Regions from separate parts of the Homo sapiens genome. Here region 2 is linked to region 1. A link is a loop called in an ENCODE intact Hi-C map of the cell type or tissue named here. Cell type or tissue: heart right ventricle. All regions are shown on one strand. Each heading gives the region's core, and the rest is flanking DNA. Links, peaks and the distances in the headings are about the cores only.

Region 1 (11,336 bases), core at 1,640-9,639:
GAGAGGCGGCTGCGCCCGTTGCCACCAAAGCAAAGGTCCCTGCATGAGAAGATCCTGGAGGAGATCAAGCAGGAGCGGAGGCTGCGCCCGGTGCGGGGCGAGGGCTGGGCTGCCCGCGGTGAGTGAGGGGATGGCAGGAGAAGAGAGCCCTGAGCCCCCGGCTGGGGTTCCCCCATTCCCCTGGTCAGGTTGCACATTGGAAGGTGGCGTCTCCCTGAGGGCGCCTGAACCCATGGAAGACACAGAACATCTTAATTTTTGAGGCACACAGGCTTTTGAAACTCAGATTACTTGGGGATAAAAAATTTAAATTAAATTAAAATTATATATATATATATTTGTTTGAGATGGAGTCTTGCTCTGTCGCCCAGGATGGAGTGCAGTGGAGCGACCTCGGCTCACTGCAACCTCCGCCCCCCGGGTTCAAGTGATGCTCATGCCTCAGCTTCCTGGGCAGCTGGGATTACAGGCACGTGCCACCACGCCTGGCTAATTTTTTTTTTTTTTTTTTTTGTAGTTTTAGTAGAGACGGGGTTTCACCATATTGGCCAGACTGGACACAAACTCCTGGGCTCAAGTGATCTGCCTGCCTTGGCCTCCCAAAATGCTGGCATTACAGGTGTGAACCACTGCACCTGGCCAAAAATAAAAAATGATGAGGCTGGGCTCAGTAGCTCATGCCTTGTAATCCCAGCATTTTGGGATGCTGAGGCGGGAGGATCACTTGAGCCCAGGAGATCGAGACCAGCCTGGGCAATATAGTGAGACCTCATCTCTGCCAAAAATTTCAAAGAAAAATTAGCCAGGTGTGGTGGCACATGGCTGTAATCCCAGGTGCTCCAGGGGCTGAGGTGGGAGGATTGCTTGAACCTGAGAAGTTGATGCCGAAGTGACCCATGATTGCACCACTGCCCTCTAGACTGGGTGACAGAGTGAGACCTCGTTTCAAAAAAAAAAAAAAATCACTTTTTATGCCTCTCATTAAAAACTTTACAAGGCCATTGGAATTTCCTATATCTTTTTTTTTTTTTTTTTTGAGATAGGGTATCACTCTGTCACCCCGGCTGTAGTGCAGTGGCACCATTATAGTTCACTGCAGCCTCAACCTCTCAGGCTCAAGCAATCCTCCCACCTCAGCCTCTCGAGTAGTGTGATGACAGGCATGCACCACCACGCCCGGCTAATTTTTGTGTTTTTTGTAGAGACAGGGTCTCACTCTGTTGCCCAGGCTGGTGTTGAACTCGTGGGCTCAAGTGATCCTTCTGCCTCAGCTTCCCGAAGTGCTGGGATTATGGGTGTGAGCCACCATTCCCTGCCTAACATGATCTTATACCCTATTGTCCTGGTCTTCACCTGTATTTGCCACTCTACATAGTTTACAATAGTATGACATATTTCAGCATTTAGAAGAAAATAGAATAAAAGCAAATTTTTAAAATGTTTTTCTTTTCTTTTCCTTTTTTTTTTTTGAGATGGAGTTTCGCCCTTTTTGCCCAGGCTGGAGTGCAGTGGCGCTATCTCAGCTCACTGCAACCTCCACCTCCTGGGTTCAAGCGATTCTCCTGCCTCAGCCTCCCGGGTAGCTGGGATTACAGGCACGCGCCACCACACCCAGCTAATTTTGTATTTTTAGTAGAGACGGGGTTTCTCCATGTTGGTCAGGCTGGTCTCAAACTCTTGACCTCAGGTGATCCACCCGCATCAGCCTCCCAAAGTGCAGGGATTACAGGCGTGAGCCACCGCACCCAGCCTAGTTCTTCTTCTTTTTTTTTTTTTTTTTTTGAGACAGAGTCTCGCTCTGTTGTCCAGGCTGGAGTGCAGTGGCGTGATCTCGGCTCACTGCAAGCTCTACCTCCTGGGTTCACGCCATTCTCCTGCCTTAGCTTCCCGAGTAGCTGGGACTACAGGCGCGTGCCACCACGCCTGGCTAATTTTTTTTGTATTTTTTAGTAGAGACAGGGTTTCACCATGTTAGCCAGGATGGTCTCGATCTCCTGACCTCGTGATCCACCCGCCTTGGCCTCCCAAAGTGCTGGGATTACAGGCGTGAGCCACCGCGCCCGGCCTAGTTCCTCATTTTTTTAAATGGCTGGCTAGCCCTCAGTTTCCCCTTCTGCAAAGTCAGGGAATTAAGCCAGCTGGTGCACACAAAGCTGTCAGCTCCTGCCTGCTGTCTCCCCGTTCACTGGCCCGTCCTGCCTCGGCTCCCGTCTCCCCAGGGTTTGGCTCTCTGCCCTGCATCCTCAACGCCTGCTCCGGAGATGCCAAGTCCACCTCCTGCATCAACCTGTCAGTCACAGATGCTGGGGGCAGCGCCCAGCGCCCGCGGCCCCGCGTGCTGCTCAAGGCGCCTACCTTGGCTGAAATGGAAGAGATGAATACATCTGAGGTCAGAACCCATGGGGATTCCTGAAAAGAGACCAGGAATGGGAGGATGGGGGCCAAGGAAGTGAGAAGGGCTAAGCTAAGCCGGGGGCAGCAGCAATTGCGGTGTCTCCTGTCCAGGAGCCCTCCCTTGAAACTGACATCCTGCCGTAGGAGGAGGCCTGTGGGGATCGGGGACCCTGCCATCTTGGCCGCTCAGAAGGGTGACTGGGAGAGGGCCTGGGCTGCCTCCTCCCACAGACGATGGAAGGCTGACAGCGGAAGTGCCTCGCTGTCCCAGGCCCCGGAAACTGAGCCCCTGGCTAGTTGATGTGAAAAGGTGGACCCAGCGAGGCTCCCTGCCCACCCTGGCTGCCCTGTGAATGGGACGCTCCTCTCTTCACAGGAAGGGCTGGTGATGGCCTTGTTGGGGGCCATCCCAGAGGGCTCTGCCTCCGTCTGACACTAGACCTGTCCCTTTCCGGAAGGCCTGGGGAAGGGCTTGGTTACTCGGGTGCTTGCCACGAACTGTCCAGAGGCGGGCAGGCTGGGAAGTGGGTGGAGGCTGCCCCACATCGCAGCAGACCCTGCGGCACCCCTGGGTCCTCTGCTTCATTCCAGGCATGGGCAGGAGGCACTGGCGGGCATTGTCAGGGCAGGGCCGCGTCTGGTGTGTCCACAGGAAGAAGAGTCTCCGTGTGGGGAGGTGACGCTGAAACGGGACCGCTCCTTCTCAGAGCATGACCTGGCCCAGCTCCGAAGTGAGGTGGCCTCTGGCCTGCAGTCGGCCACCCACCCCCCAGGAGGGACGGAGCCACCACGGCCCCGAGCTGGCAGTGCGCATGTGTGGAGGCCCGGCTCCCGAGACCAGGGCAAGTGCTGCTTCTCACCCCCGTACCCTCCTTCGCCCCCACCCCGATCCATCCTGTGGGCACCATCCCTCCACCTCAGCCCACATCTTCCTGAGCAGGCAGCTCCCAGGGACCCAGGGAGCTCGTGCCTGCAAGACGGCACCACCTCAGGCAGGCATCTCCTTTTGTTTAACTTGAAAACTTACTAAGTAATGCATATTTATTATAAAAATATTTTTTAATATTTAAAAAGAATTCTCATGATTCTATTACCTAGACATAATTAACTTTGGGATATAGAAAGATAGCTAACTAGATGAGTGATAGACCCTTCTAGTCCTCTGGGAAGGGAGCCGTGTGTCCGTGGGGAGCCGGCTGGGCTCGCAGCACATGGCTCTGGAACCTGAGCCGTGATTCCTTCGACTCCTTTTCGCGCTGCTGAGCACAGAACGATTCTTGCTGGCTGTGCAGGGCTGGTCCTACCACCGTGAGGGCTGAACTTTACGGAGAGCCCTCGCGACTCAGGGTTCTTGTCTCCCCACCACCACATCCCAGCAGGCACGGCCAGGCCTCCTTGTCTGCCTGTGGGGCCAGAGTCTCGGGACAATCGTGTTTGGTGCTTACAGCCCCTTCCCAGTGTTAAGAGGTCCAGGCCAGGCCAGTTCCAAACCTCACACTTACTTAACCTCGGCCTCCCCCACCTGGAGCTGTGCCTCAGCCTCTGGGAGTTGGTGGAGGGAGGGAGGTCGACCCCAGCTCCAGTGTGAGGTGTGGACTGCAGGAGGAGGGTCTGGCTCACTGCTGCTGTGGGACTGCCCATGCCAGCTCATTCTGGGGCTCAGACACGGGGGCCCTTCCGGGGTCCTGTGGACCCTCTATACCACATGGGCCCCGATGAATGTCCTAATGTTGGAGCCACCCTCTTCGCTTTTTTCTTCTTTTTGAGACAAGGTCTTGCTCTGCTGCCCAGGCTGGAGTGCAGAGGTACCATTATAGCTCACTGCAGCCTTGGCCTCCTGGGCTCAAGCAATCCTCCCGCCTCAGCCTCCTGAGTAGCTAGGACTACCGACATGTTTCACGATGCCTGCCTAACTTTTATATTTTTCTATAGAGCTGAGGGTCTCGCTACGTTGCCCAGGGTGGTCTCAAGCTCCTAGGCTCAAGGTTCCACCCGCCTCGGCCTCCTAAGTGCTAGAACTGCCCGTGTAGCTACTGCCCGGCCGCTTCTCCCCTTGACCTTTTGCTTGGTTCCCCTGGAGCCCTCCACCATCTCTATCATCCCCTGGGCACAGTCCTCTTTACCACAGCTCCTGCCAGGCAGTCCTGATGGAGCCTCTGCTCTCCCCCAGGTACCTGTCCCGCGAGTGTCTCTGACCCCAGCCACCCCCTACTCAGCAACCGGGGCTCCTCGGGGGACAGACCCGAGGCCTCCATGACCCCCGATGCCAAACACCTGTGGCTGGTGAGTGAGGGTGCGATTGTCGTCCAGGGCGGCCCAGGGGGCGTCTTTGCACCCACCTTCCCGCCGCCAGCCAGGTCTGGGAGATGGGTCTGAGCACCTGTCTGGGGGGTGTGGCCTGAGCGTCCGTCTGGGGGGGCGCGGTCTGAACATGGGGCACCAGTGGTGGAGCTGCTGGTCTGGGGCCGTGGTCTCTGCTGCCGCCTGCTGGGGCCGAACCGCACTGCACTGCGGCCCCGGAGCCTGGTCCCTAATTGAAGGGTTCAGTGTGGGGTTAGGGCAGACGGTGAACCTGCGTGCCCTGTGCCTGGAGGTCAGTGTGAGGGGGGTTCACTGGGTCGAGACCTTGACTCTGGCCGTGACGCCGCCACGGTACTGCTCAGCCCCTCTGCCCTCGGTTTCTTATCTGACCTGTAATTGTGAAGAGCTCACCTTTGCTGACATCTTGAGGCCCACGTGGACCTGAGTTCTGGTGCAGGATTTAATCAACTGAGGTAAGGGGAGTGTGCGGCCCGTGGGCCACGGTGGCAGCATGCAGGTGTTGGAGGGATGTGAACGGTGTGGTTGCTGTCACTATTTGAGGTTTTATCCAGCGGCTCAGATGAGAACAGATGTTAAAATGCTTTGAGAACTATGAGCCTTATATAAATGCAAGGCACTGTGCGTATCCCCACCGAAACGCAGGGCCTGCCCTGTTAGCCTAGGTCGTATCCCACCGAAGGCAGGGCTTGCCCCGTTAGCCTAGGATTAGCTATATATCACTGCATCAAAAGTTACCTCAAAATGCAGCATCTTAAAATAACAAATATATATTATCTCACAGTTTCTGAGGGTTGGGACTCCGGCAGTGTCTTAGCTGTGTGGCCATGGCTCAGGGTCTTTCGTGAGGCTGCAGTTAGGATGGCAGTGGGGCCTGATCTCGACTGAAGGGTCAAATCGGGGCTGGAGGAGCCGTCTGAAGTGGCGTCTTCACCCAGCTGTGAGCAGGAGGCGTGAGTCCCTTGCTGTGTAGGCCTCTCTCGGGCTGCTTGGGGATCCCCACAGCGTGGTGGCTGGCGTCCCCCAGAGCACGTGGTTCAAGAGTGAGCGCAGTGAAAGCCACTGAGTATTTATGACCAAGTCCAGCAGTGCCACATTGTCCCAACTCACTAGGAATGAGTCACTAAGTCCAGCCTATTCTCAAGGGGAGGGAGAGAATTAAGGCCCACTTCTTTTTTTTTTTTTTTTTGAGACAAGAGTCTGGCTCTGTCGCCCAGGCTGGAGTGCAGTGGCGCCATCTCGGCTCACTGCAAGCTCCGCCTCCCGGGTTCATGCCATTCTCCTGCCTCAGCCTCCCGAGTAGCTGGGACTACAGGCGCCCACCACCGCACCCGGCTAATTTTTTGTATTTTTAGTAGAGACGGGGTTTCATCGTGTTAGCCAGGATGGTTTCGATCTCCTGACCTCATCATCCGCCCTCTTCGGCCTCCCAAAGTGCTGGGACCTGACCTCGTCATCCGCCCTCTTCGGCCTCCCAAAGTGCTGGGATCACAGGCGTGAGCCACCGCACCCGGCCAAGGCCCACTTCTTAAGGAATTAGAGGACACATTTAAGATGACCACAGGTCACATGAGTGGTTCTTTAGCTCTGAAGTCTCAGAAGTGCTTTCTGAAGGGGGGCTACTGAGCACCACAGAACCTGGCCTTCCATCTGCCCTGGGCTCACAGCCTCACCTGGGGAGCAGGCGGCCCTTCTCTGTACCTGGCGTGAGGTCTCCTGGCCACGGACGTTGTTGGCGTCACACCTGTGGCACCTGAGGTGAATTGTTCAGATGGAAACGGCACCATCAGGCAACTGGCAACAGAAGCCTAAAGCCCTGGGTGCCTCAGGTCAGAGGAAGGAAGGAATGCAAGGGCCCCGCTCCCCCCAATGCCAGGAGCGTGTGTTCACAGCTTTAGACAGGACAACCCACTGCAAATCCAAAGCAGAAAACATGGTCCAACTCCATCTCTGTGGCACCTTCATAGATGGTGCCCACCTGCCTTGGCAGTGATGACCGACACTGCGAACGCTGTGCTGGCAGTGTGTTTAAGGGCTTTAACTGAATCATCTCGATGGAGCTGAAATCCAGCCCCATTTTACAGAAGAGAAAACTGAGGCTTAGAGAGATCAGGTGTCAAGTTCTATGCCAAGCACAGGGAAGCAAAAACAGGACACACTCAACATAAGGTGGCCCCAGGAATCAGTGGCCAGGACACGGGAGGTGTGCTGAGCGCAGATGGGCAGATGCAAGCTGAGGTGGCCTGTTGGAGGGTCCTGGACCTTCCAGAAAAGAGGACATCAGCTGCTCAGGGAGGGAAGGTTTGAGATGGATTCTGGCTGGTGTGGATCAGCCCATGGTGTGTTTGCAGGCAGGGACACCTTGAACAGACATGGGCTGAGGGGAGTTTGTGTGGAGCGTGGCCAGTGAAGGCTGGGCTGGCCGGCAGGGTCCGCTGGTCATGGGAGGCCTGGCCTGCAGCAGCAGGGCCCATCAAAGACATGGGGATGGATGGCTGATGGACAAGATGGCTGATGGACAGCGTTTTAGAAGGTCGCAGGCTTGTTTAGGCTGAGGCCAGGGAGGGTTAGGGTCCTCAGGGAAGGAGAGTAAGCTAGGGGAGCCTCCTGCATAGAAGACTTCCTACCTGAGGCCGTCCCCTAGGAGTTCAGCCACCCCGTGGAGAGCCTGGCGCTGACTGTGGAAGAGGTGATGGACGTGCGCCGTGTGCTGGTGAAGGCCGAGATGGAAAAGTTTTTGCAGAACAAGGAGCTCTTCAGCAGTCTGAAGAAGGGGAAGGTGAGGCTGCCTAGACGTGGGGCTACGCTCTTGCCCGCTGGGTCAGGGGCGGGTGCCGAGAGGGCCAGTTCCCAGGACTGTTTGCTCATGATCTGGTTGGGAGCCCTGAGGGGGTAGCAGGGACAGGGCGGGACCCCAGGGAGCTTTGGACAAAGCGGGGCTCTAACCAGTCTCTCCTGACAGATTTGCTGCTGCTGCCGGGCCAAGTTCCCGCTGTTCTCGTGGCCGCCCAGCTGTCTCTTCTGCAAGAGGTGAGCCTTCCCTTTAGCTGTCAGTTCACAAGGGAAGGAGGAGGCGAGAAACCTCGGGGCAGTACCGCCCACAGAACTTCCTGTGATTCCAGGAATGTTCTAGCATGTTCGATGGCTGATGAGTCCACAAGATATGGTTAGTACGAATGAGGAGTTAAATTTTAAATTGTATTTAAATTAAATTAAATTTAAATAGCTAAGCAACTCCCAGTTTCAGCCAAGATGGGGTAATAGGCATCTTCCACAGCCAAGAACAAACAGGATGTGAAACAATGGTTTTCAAGACAGCAGGCAACAAAAAGGAAACACAACGGGGCAAGCCTGCCATCACCACAGTCATTGCCTGGAGAGTTTCTAGGTCATGAGCCACAGCTGCCGGACTCCCCAGATGGAGGAGGTCAGGCTGAGAATCCAGGGAGACCACAGCAGCTCGAGTCCGCCGTGTAGAACTCCAGAGGAGAGGGCTGCGCCGAGAAAGCCTCAGAGAAGGTCCCCCTCTCTGAAGGAAATGACTGAAGGCTGCAGAACATTTATCCTAAAGCAGAGATTGGCAGACTATAGCCACGGGCCAAATCTGGTCCTCGGCCTGTTTTGCAAGTAAAATCTCACTGGACACAGCCACACCCATTTATTACTCGCTCAGCCACGCCTAAAAGGTTTATTCTCTGGCCCTTTACACAAAAAATTTACCTTCCCTTGTTCTAAAGATCTGAAGGGACGGTGCTCAGGGGCAGGAATGAGTAACATCGGTTTCCACCGGCCACAGGCAGAAATGTCATAATTCACAGGGCACTAACTGGAATGCACACAAAGGACTCGCCTCACTAACGTGGAGTAAGTAGCCCAAAGTGATTGTTGCTCTAGGCCTGACTGATACATCATAAAAGCAAGACCTGAAAGGATCAAACTGTTCACAAGTATCTTAACTGATTCTGAGAACAAAGCTCAAGAATAAGAATTTTTTAAACATCAACAAAAAAACAAACCAGTACTCAGCAAGATAAAATGTGTGGCATGCAAAAAACAAGACAAAATTAATTACAATGTATTGTGGGTTTTGTAACACGTGTGTAAGTAGTGTTGATAACAGCAGTTAGCATGAAGGTCAGGGAGAGGGGAAAATTGGAAGTATACTTTTTTTCCTTTTTTTTTTTTTTTTTTTTGAGAAGGAGTCTCGCTCTGGCGCCCAGGCTGGAGTGCAGTGGCACGATCTTGGCTCACTGTAAGCTCCGCCTCCTGAGTTCCCACCATTCTCCTGCCTCAGCTTCCCGAGTAGCTGGGTCTACAGGCACCTGCTACCACTCCCAGCTAATTTTTTGTATTTTTAGTAGAGATGGGGTTTCACCATGTTAGCCAGGATGGTCTCGATCCCCTGACCTCAGGATCTGCCCACCTCTGCCTCCCAAAGTGTTGGGATTACAGGCGTAAGCCACCGCGCCTGGCCAGAAGTATACTATTTTAAGGTTCACTATGGTAAGGTGAATCACTATGATAAGGTATAGTAAGGTATTATACACGCTATACAAATATTACTTAAAGGTAGACTGTGATAAGTTAAAGATGTATACCATAAGTCCTAAAGCAACCACTAAAATAAAACAGTTACAGCTAATAAGCCAACAAAGGAGATAAGATGGGACCATAAACAGTAATTAATCCAAAAAAAGGTAGGAAAAGAAGGAGAACAAACAAATGAGTCAAAAACAAAACAAATAGCAAATGACAGCCTTAAACACAACTGTATCTCGCATCACATTAACTGTAAGTCATCCACACGACCCAAGTAAAAGTTAGAATTTCCCAGACTGAATAAAAAAGTAAGGCTGGGCCGGGCGCGGTGGCTCACACCTTGATCCCAGCACTTTGGGAGGCCAACGCTGGCAGATCACGAGGTCGGGAGATCGAGACCATCCTGGCTAACACGATGAAACCCTGTCTCTACTAAAAATACAAAAAATTAGCTGGGCGTGGTGGCGGGTGCCTGTAGTCCCAGCTACTCGGGAGGCTGAGGCAGGAGAACTGCTTGAACCTGTGAGGTGGAGGGTGCAGTGAGCCGAGATCGCGCCACTGCACTCCAGACTGGGCAACAGAGGGAGACTGTCTCAAAAAAAAAAAAAAAAAAAAAAGGTAAGGCTGGATATGGTGGATATGGTAGCTCATGCCTATAATCCCAGCACTTTGGGAGGCTGAGGTGGGAGGATCACTTGAGCCAAGGAGGTCAAGGCTGCAGTGAGCTATGACGGTGTCACTGCACTCCAGCCTGGGTGACAGAGCAAGACCTGTCTGGGAAAAAAAAATCACCTAATTTTATCTGTAAAATTATGTATATTTCTGTTGATATATGCTTGGAAAAGCCTGGAGGATGGAAACCATTACTAGCAGGGATCACTTCTGAGCATGTGGTGTCTACATTTTAATTCTCTCATGTTTGAATTTTTTTTTTTTATTTTTTTGAGATAGAGTTTCACTCTTGTTGCCCAGTCGGAAGTGCAATGCCGCGATCTCAGCTCACTGCAACCTCTGCCTCCCAGGTTCAAGTGATTCTCCTGCCTCAGCCTCCTGAGTAGCTGGCATTACAGGCATGTGCCACCACACTTGCTAATTTCGTATTTTTAGTAGAGATGGGGTTTCTCCATGTTGGTCAGGTTGATCTCCAACTCCCGACCTCAGGTGATCGCCCACCTTGGCCTCCCAAAGTGCTGGGATTACAGCGGTGAGCCACCACGCCCAGCCTTGAATTTTTTTTTTTTTCTTTTTTCTTTTTTGAGATGGAATCTCACTCTGTCACCCAGGCTGGAGTGCAGTGGCACAATCTCGGCTCACTGCAAGCTCCACCTCCCGGGTTCACGCCATTCTCCTGCCTCAGCCTCCCGAGTAGCTGGAACTACAGGTGCCCGCCACCAGGCCTGGCTAATTTGTTTGCATTTCTAGTAGAGACGGGGTTTCACCATGTTAGCCAGGATGGTCTCGATCTCCTGACCTCGTGATCTGCCCATCTCGGTCTCCCAAAGTGCTGGGATTACAGGCTTGAGCCACCGCGCCCAGCCTTGAATTTTTTATAAGAAGGTATTTATTTTTGAAATCAGATATGGGAATTAAAACAAAATTGAATCACTGTTTAAAACTGAGCATCTCAGTTGAGGCCCCTCTAGCTTCCATGGTGCTTTTATGGTGAGTAGTGTCAGGTACACACCAATGTCTACACGTCTTCTTAGAAGGAATCTTAGATGTCTTTCCAAGACAGTGTGCAAGTTTTTTTTTTGTTTTTTGTTGTTGTTGTTGTTTGCTTTTTGTTTTTTTTGAGACAGAGTCTCTCTCTGTCACCCAGGCTGCGGTGCAGTGCCATGATCTCGGCTCACTGCAACTTCCGCCTCCTGGGTTCAAGCAATTCTCTGCCTCAGCCTCCCGAGTAGCTGGGATTACAGGTGCCCGCCACCATGCCCGGCTAATTTTTTGTATTTTTAGTAGAGACGGGGTTTCACCATCTTGGCCAGGCCGATGTTGAACACCTGACCTCGTGATCCACCTGCCTTGGCCTCCCAAAGTGCTGGGATTACAGGCGTGAGGCATCGCGCCTGGCCGACAGTGTGCAG
Region 2 (8,000 bases), core at 1-8,000, 62 kb before region 1:
GTAAAAGAGGTCCTAGAATTCCTGGCATCTCCAGTCAGCGTTACCAAGGCAACAAGGCAACAGCAATCCCCAAAATGGGTAGCAACTGAGCAGCCTCCACACTGGGCCTACCTTTCAGCACAGGGCTGTGAGTGAGTATCTGAGTCAGGGTATGACTGAAGAACCTCTTCAGAGGATCTGTGGAAATTACACTGCCAAGCGTGTGTCCACTGAACACTCCGAACCTGCCAATGCAGCAGAAAGAGGGGTCAGGAAAGGGAGGGTGCCTTGCACGCCACCCACCAATCCCAGCACAAACTGTGGCTCAGGCTCATCCCTTCTTTAAGCAAGGAAGGGGCTTTCTTGGCCAGGCCACTATAACCACAGACTTGAAACTGAATCCAAGGAGGTGGCAGTTCAACGAGAAAGGGGGCAAGGCAACGGCGAAACCCACGGAGCAGAGAAGCGAAGGAGCAGAAGGAAACAGGTGGGGAAGGGCAGGCCGCGCCACACCCGGGAGTGGAGCAGAAGGAAACAGGTTGGGAAGGGCAGGCCGCGCCGCACCCGGGAGTGGAGCCCCGGGAGCCAACCCGACGGGGCCTCAGCGGCACCCTCTGTGACACGGAACTCCCCCAGAGGGTCGTGCCAAGCCTGAGAGAAGAGCCCAGCACACCAGGGCCTCAAACAGTCACAACAGGGACTGAGGCCAGCTCTGTCCATGAAGATGAGGAAGGAATGGAAGGGACTAAGGTTTCCTGGGCCATCTGTGTGAGAGAACACGATGTTCTGGGGGTGAATGGGGTCACAGAGCCAGGTGGCAAGAGCACTTGAGGTCTGTTAGCCTGCCACATCCCAGCAGGCCTATACAGACCACCAAACCAAACCCAGACCCTCTCGTGAGGCTTACAACCTGCAACCAGCAAGCGGCACTTTATGCCGATTCCCCAGGTAAGAAAATCAAGGGTCCAGCCGGGCACGGTGGCTCATGCCTGTAATCCCAGCACTCTGGGAGGCTGAGGCGGGCAGATCACAAGGTCAGGAGATCAAGACTACCCTGGCTAACATGGTGAAACCCCATCTACACTAAAAATACCAAAATATTAGGCCAGGCGCATTGGCTCACACCTGTAATCCCAGCACTTTGGGAGGCCAAGGGGGGCAGATGACAAGGTCAGGAGCTCGAGACCATCCCGGCCAACCCAACGAAACCCCATCTCTACTAAAAAAATAGAAAAAATTAGCCGGGCATGGTGGTGGGCACCTGTAGTTCCAGCTACTCGGGAGACTGAGGCAGGAGAATGGTGTGAACCCAGGGAGCGGAGCTTGCAGTGAGCAGAGATCGCACCACTGCACTCCAGCATGGGCGACAGAGCGAAATTCTGTCTCAAAAAAAGAAAAATAAAAAAAATTAGCCAGGCATGGTGGCACACACCTATAGTCCCAGCTATGTGGGAGGCTGAGGCAGGAGAATCGCTTGAACCCAGGAGGCATAGGTTGTAGTAAACCGAGATCGTGCCACTGCACTCCAGCCTGGGCGACACAGTGAGACTCTGTCTCAAAAAAATAAAGAAAGAAAGAAAGAAAATCAAGGGTCCTGGCGGTTCAGTGAACTGCCCCAGGGTCACACACCCAACGAGGCCACGTCGGCTCTGTGCAAACTCAAGACACTCACACAACAGGGTGTGGGACATCGTGGAGATTCACTTCTCAGCCCTGCTGTCCTTCCTCACAGGGCAGGGCTTTGGGACACCACAGCCCCCAGTGTGCAAGGGAAGCTGGCCACCAAGACTGTTGGAGGATGTCTGATTTTAAATTATTGGCAGGCCAGGTGCGGTGGCTCACGCCTGTAATCCCAGTACTTTGGGAGGCTGAGGTGGGTGTTATCACTTGAGGTCAGGAGTTCGAGACCAGCCTGACCAATATAGTGAAACCCCATGTCTACTTAAAAATAGAAAATACAAAACTATAGGCTTGTGCCAGGTGTGGTGGTGCATGCCTGTAATCCCAGCTACTCAGGAGGCTGAGGCAGAAGAATTGATTGAACCTGGGAGGCAGAGGTTGCAGTGAGCAGAGATCTCACCACTGCACTCCAGCCTGGGCAACAAGAATAAAACTCTGTCTCAAAAATAAATAAATAAATAAATAATTGGCAACTAATTACAAAATATAAAAATCGGCAGGTCAGTGGTTGTTACCTGACTCTCAGGACATCAGTGTGAGTAATCTTATCACACAGATTATAAAAAAAAGCCCTTGCCACAGACTAAACTGTATCCCCACAAAGTTCCTCTGTTGAAGCCCAGCCTCTCAAGGTGGGGTGTTGATAAGGCTGAGGTGATGATGAGATGACTGCCCGGAGAAGACACCAGAGGGCTTGCTCTCCCCTCTCTACCTCATGAAGACACAGAAAAAGTAGGTCTCCTGCAAGCCAGGAAGAGGGTCCTCACCAGAACCCAACCCTAGGGGCACCCTGACCTCCAACTTCCAGCCTCCACTGCTGTGAGAACACATCTGCCGTCCACACCGCAGTCTCTGGCACTTTGTTACAGCAGCCCAAGCTAACTGATGCACATGTAAACATTCAGGAAATCACACAGTGCTTTATTCACTGTTTCAGTAAAAGTACCGAACGGTACAACACATTTAATTGAGCAGTTAAACAGTTACTGTGAGGGATGGGAAATGAGGAGCAAAATAAAGAATGAAAAGGTTGACAAGGCCTGGAAACAGTGGCAAATTCTACTGGTTTCTCAAGACTTCACTTCAAGGTCCCCTGCCCACACTAGAGGGAAGCAAACCCCAGAGCCCCATTTCCACCAAACCCCGATGTCCACCTTCCACCCAGCCCCCACTCCTCAGCTTCCGCCTCCCGACCTGTAAGGGTCTCCGCACATCTCCACAGAGCCATGGAGAGAAAAAGCTAATAGGGCCAAGCTTTGCCTACTGGTGAATCTGAGCAGGATCTGTGGAGGCCAGGCAGCGGGAGTCTGTAGAGGCACAGCTACAGTGTGTTCTAGAAATGTGGGGGGCTGAGAGGCAGGGCCAGCTCTAGAGCCTGAATCACACCCAGGGAAGGAGGAGCAAGGGGAGACTCCACACAGGAGGAGGTCACAGTGAGTGGGACAAACATTGGTGCAGGACTTCCAGAGGCGGAACAGGATACTGCAGTGGGCGCACCTTCCGACCTCATCCTCACAGGAAAAGGCTGACCAGAGCGTTCCCCGGGCTTTCCCATGGTCGCCTCCTCCTCACGCACGTTATCGTAACTGGCAGAGGAAGTGTGCTCAGGAGCGGGCTGCTGAAGCTCTGGAAGTGTTTAAAATATCTTGGCTCTTTAATTTGGCAGACACCTCCCTGCTGCACACTCAGGCAGGCCACCCTCAGGAACATACCAGCACCTCACGATCTTGTGAGTGGAGGACTCCTCCTGTACTCCAGCAGCCAAAGCGTCAAGTGCAACTGAAGACAGAGCCAGGAACAGAAAACAGATGTCAGCACACGGCGGCAGCCCACCAGAAACAATCCCCAGGCGCTTTCAGACAACAGATCCACTTCAACCCCCCAGAGGGCCCACATCCATCAAGACTTCTACAATCTGTAGGCCTTAATCAAAACACACAGACAAGAAAATGCTTCCCTGTGACCCACAGATTCATGAGGTATCCCTTCACAGCTCTGAAAATGCCAAAACAAGGGCATTCCAGTACCAGGACTCTGCACAGTGAAACATACAGAGGAGAAATACCTCAAATGGAAAGGCAGAAAACTGATACAATTGCTAATAAGCAAACTAAGTCATTTACAGTCTGGGCTGCAGTGCAATTAACTTACAAATCAGCATTCTCTGCAGTACATCAACCGTGACCTGTCAAAATAGAATGTGAGTTACCATCTTGGTAATCTTCTGTAATTTGTGTGATACCTGCATCACACAAGAGAATTATTACTTGTTACTCTAAAGTAAAGAAACGGCACTTCAGGAGGCCGAGGCGGGCGGATCACGAGGTCAGGAGATCGAGACCATCCTGGCTAACATGGTGAAACCCCGTCTCTACTAAAAATACAAAAAATTAGCCGGGCGCAGTGGCGGACGCCCTGTAGTCTCAGCTACTCGGGAGGCTGAGGCAGGAGAATGGCGTGAACCCGGGAGGCAGAGCTTCCAGTGAGCTGAGATAGTGCCACTGCAGTCCGGCCCGGGCGAAAGAGCCAGACTCCGTCTCGGAAAAAAGAAAAAGAAATGGACTTTACAAAGAGATCAACTTTAAAAACCCTCATAGACCTAGAAATTACTCCAGTACCGAAGGGACCTAGACAGAGTGAAAAGGCTGAACTTTCTGGAATTACCCTAAGACTGCTCTCAGCATGGCCTGAGGCCATGAGCCTAGGGCTGGGCAGGACACTTTTGCACGCAGAGTTTTGCTGAAGTACTTCAGTGAAGAGAGGAAAGCTCAGGCCTTGAATCTGGGCTGTGGAACTAAGGACTTTCACCCTTGATGCCTCTGGAGCCAGAAGACGGTGAGAAGGTACCATTGTCCATTTCCCTTCTTCACATCTCCTGGGCTTAAAGCATACCACTACTCAGAGAGCAACTCATGGTAACAATAAAACAGACTTCCTCAAACAAAGCCCACAGACTGCAGTGTAGGCAAAATGGGAGCCACTGGCTCAGGAACCTCCAAAAGGGAATAAAAATTTGGGACGTATCCAAAACTATCTACAGATTCAATGCAATCCCTATCAAAATACCAATAACGTTCTTCCCAGAAATAGAAAAAAAGATTCTAAAATTCACATGGAACCAAAATAGAACACAGATAAGCAAAGCAATCCTGAGGAAAAAGAACAAAGCTATAGAATATAGAAATCACACTGCCTGAGGTCAAAATATACTACGAGGCTACAGAAATGAAAACAGCATGAGGTTGATATAAACATACACACAGACCAACGGAACAGGATAGAGAACCCAGAAACAGGCCGGGAACTGTGGCCCACGCCTGTAATCCCAGCACTTTCGGAAGTCGAGGTGGGTGGATCACCTGAGGTCAGGAGTTCTAGACCAGCCTGACCAACAAGGTGAAACCCTGTCTCTACTAAAAATACAAAAAAATTAGCTAGGTGCGGTGGCGGGTGTCTATAGTCCCAGCTACTCGGGAGACTGAGGCAGGAGAATAGCTTGAACCCGGTAGGCGGAGCTTGCAGTGAACCAAGATGGCACCACTGCACTCCAGCCTGGGAGACAGAGCAAGACTCCATCTCAAAAAAAAAAAAAAGAAAAAAGAAAAAAAAAGGCCAGGCACGGTAGCCCACGCCTATAATCCCAACACTTTGAGAGGCCAAGGTGGGCGGGTCATGAGATCAGAAGTTCGAGACCAGCCTGACCAACACTGTGAAAGCCCATCTCTACTAAAAATAGAAAAACTAGCCGGGAGTGGTGGTGGGCGCCTGTAGTCCCAGCTATTCAGGAGGCTGAGGCAGGAGAATGGCGTGAACCCCGGAGGCGGAGCTTGCAGTGAGCCGAGATCGCGCCACTGCACTCCAGCCCGGGCGACAGAGCAAGACTCTGTCTCAAAAAAAAAAAAAAAAAAGCCAATGTCACTAATCATCAGGGAAATACAAGTCAAAGCCACAATGAGCTATTATTTCACTCCAGTTAGAATTATCATTATCAAGAAAACAAAAAATAACAAATGCTGGTGAGAATGCAAACAGAACTCTTATATGCTATCAGTGAGAATGTAAATTAATACAGCCATTATGGAAAATAGTATGGAGATTTCTAAATAGTTGGGTAGTTCTAAAAACAGAACTACCAGCCCAGAGGGTCTCACTTTCACCAGGCATGGTGGATCACATCTGTAATCCCAGCACTTCAGGAGGCCAAGGCAGGCAGATCATGAGGTCAAGAGATCGAGACCATCCTAGCCAACAGAGTGAAACCTCACCTCTACTAAAAATACAAAAATTAGCTGGGCATGGTGGTGCATGCCTGTAATCCCAGCTATTCGGGAGGCTGAGGCAGGAGAATCGGTTGAACCTGGGAGGCAGAGGTTGCAGTGAGCCGAAATCGCGCCACTGCACTCTAGCCTGAGCAACAGAGAGAGACACCGTCTCAAAAAAACACAAAAAAACAAAAAAAAAACCAGAACTGCCATATGATCCAGCAATCCCATTACTGGGCTTACAGCCAAAGGAAAGGAAATCAGCCAGCTGAAGAGACATCTGTACTCCTACATTTATTGTGGCACTATTAACAATAGCCAAGATATGAAATCAACCTGTGTGCCCAACAAGAGATGACCGGATACAGAAAACGTGGTATATACACACAACGGAATACTGGTCAGCTTTAACGGAGTCTCGCTCTGTCACCCAGGCTAGAGTGCAAGGCGCAATCTTGGCTCACTGCAACCTCCGCCTCCTGGGTTCAAGCAATTCTCCTGCCTCCACGCCTGTAGCTGGGACTACAGGCATGTGCCACCACGCCCGGCTATTTTTTTTTTTTTTTTACTAGAGACAGGGTTTCACCATGTTGGTCAGGCTGGTCTTGAACTCCTGACCTCAGGGGATCCACCAGTCTCAGCCTCCCAAAGTGCTGGATTATAGGCATGAGCCATTGAGCCCAACCTCAGCTATTTTTTTCTTTTTCTGAGATGGAGTCTCTGTCGCCTAGGCTGGAATACAGTGACACGATCTGGGCTCACTGCAAGCTCCGCCTCCAGGTTTCACGCCATTCTCCTGCCTCAGCCTCCTGAGTGGCTGGGTCCACAGGTGCCTGCCACCAGGCCCGGCTAATTTTTTCTATTTTTTTAGTAGAGACGGGATTTTACCATGTTAGCCAGGATGGTCTCGATCTCCTGACCTTGTGATCCGCCCGCCTCGTCCTCCCAAAGTGCTGGGATTACAGGCATGAGCCACCATGCCCGGCCAGCTATTCTTTTTTTTTAAAGTGAAATCCTGTCATTCACAGCAACAGGAATGCAACTGAAGGCCATTATGTTAAGTGAAATAAGCCAGGCACAGAAGGACAAATATTGCATGTTATCACAAATATGTGGGAGCTAAAAAGTGGCTCTTGTGGAGGTAGAGAGTAGAACGAGAGATACCAGAGATGAGAAGGGTATATGCAGTGGGGGAACGAAGAGAGTTGGTTAATGGGTACAAACATACAGCTAGACAGAAGAAGTAAGTTCTAATGTTCCACAGCAGAGTGAGGCGGCTATAGTTAACAACAGATTGTATATTTCAAAGTAACTGCAACATGTGAAATGTTGCCAACACACAGAAATGATACATACTGGAGGTGACGGAGACTCTAAACACCCTGACTTGATCATTACACTCTATGCACAAAACAAGTATCACATGTACCCCGTAAATAGGTACAAACAGCACGTTTCAATAGAGAGACACGTAAATACATTTCAACACTTGGAATAAGGACGGCTCCTTCCGCTAAACTCTTCACTTGACTTTTCCTCCTACCTGCGGCATTTTTTCAGGCTCCACAGTTCTTCTCAGATCTGAGTTTTTCTGAAATCCCCTCAAAACAAACATTTGAACAAAATCTGAAAAACCATAAAACCAAAGTTATTTATGGACATCATGGTCTCCAAGCAACTGTGAATGGCACAGACCATCCACTTCAGAGGGGCGGGTGAGCATATGGCTTGGGCCCACCAGGACCCCTGTGAGCTGCTCCTAACCTGAGGAACGCTGCAGAAGTTACTGCTCACCTGACCACAGCTACACTAGCGTTCACCAAACCCAATCAGGACCCTTAGATGAACCAGATTTTTTCCTCTTGCACTTCTATTTGAAAGGGAACAAGTTTATAGTCAGATTTTTTTCTTTTTTTTTTTTTTTGTGAGACGGAGGCTTGCTCTGTCGCCTGGGCTTGAGTGCAATGGTATGATCTCGCTCACTGCAACCTCCGCCTCCCAGGTTCAAGCAATTCTCTGCCTCAGCCTCACCAGTAGCTGGGAATATAGGCGCCGCCACCACACCCAGCTAATTTTTGT

The links. A loop is a pair of places that touch in the nucleus more often than their neighbours do. Peaks named below come from ENCODE experiments on the same cell type or tissue, not always from the same donor. Only the 100,000 strongest peaks of a DNase experiment are listed, where the experiment ranks them.
Region 2: it touches region 1 in a loop (2.6-fold over the local background); 18 of 110 quality-filtered maps call a loop at or near these places.

What each region holds. Positions count from the first base shown.
Region 1 is chr16:89,856,119-89,867,454 of GRCh38, forward strand. SPIRE2 (spire type actin nucleation factor 2) reads left to right here. Exons shown (of 15, transcript NM_032451.2): 7 at 1-118; 8 at 2,220-2,389; 9 at 3,047-3,236; 10 at 4,565-4,677; 11 at 7,358-7,492; 12 at 7,676-7,743. Among named protein-coding and RNA genes, the nearest start is that of TCF25, 12 kb to the right of the region's middle. RefSeq lists enhancers at 4,950-5,039, 8,142-8,221, 8,282-8,371. In heart right ventricle, for the core only: a CTCF peak has its summit at 4,890 (motif pointing left); DNase peaks (open chromatin) are centred at 4,883, 7,760 and 8,109; H3K4me3 peaks cover 1,030 bases; H3K27ac peaks cover 2,199 bases.
Region 2 is chr16:89,795,795-89,803,794 of GRCh38, forward strand. FANCA (FA complementation group A) reads right to left here. Exons shown (of 43, transcript NM_000135.4): 8 at 7,465-7,547; 9 at 3,811-3,844; 10 at 3,372-3,438; 11 at 112-224. Among named protein-coding and RNA genes, the nearest start is that of FANCA, 17 kb to the right of the region's middle. In heart right ventricle, for the core only: no CTCF peak of the experiment used is centred there; DNase peaks (open chromatin) are centred at 3,154 and 3,428; H3K4me3 peaks cover 1,033 bases; H3K27ac peaks cover 1,413 bases.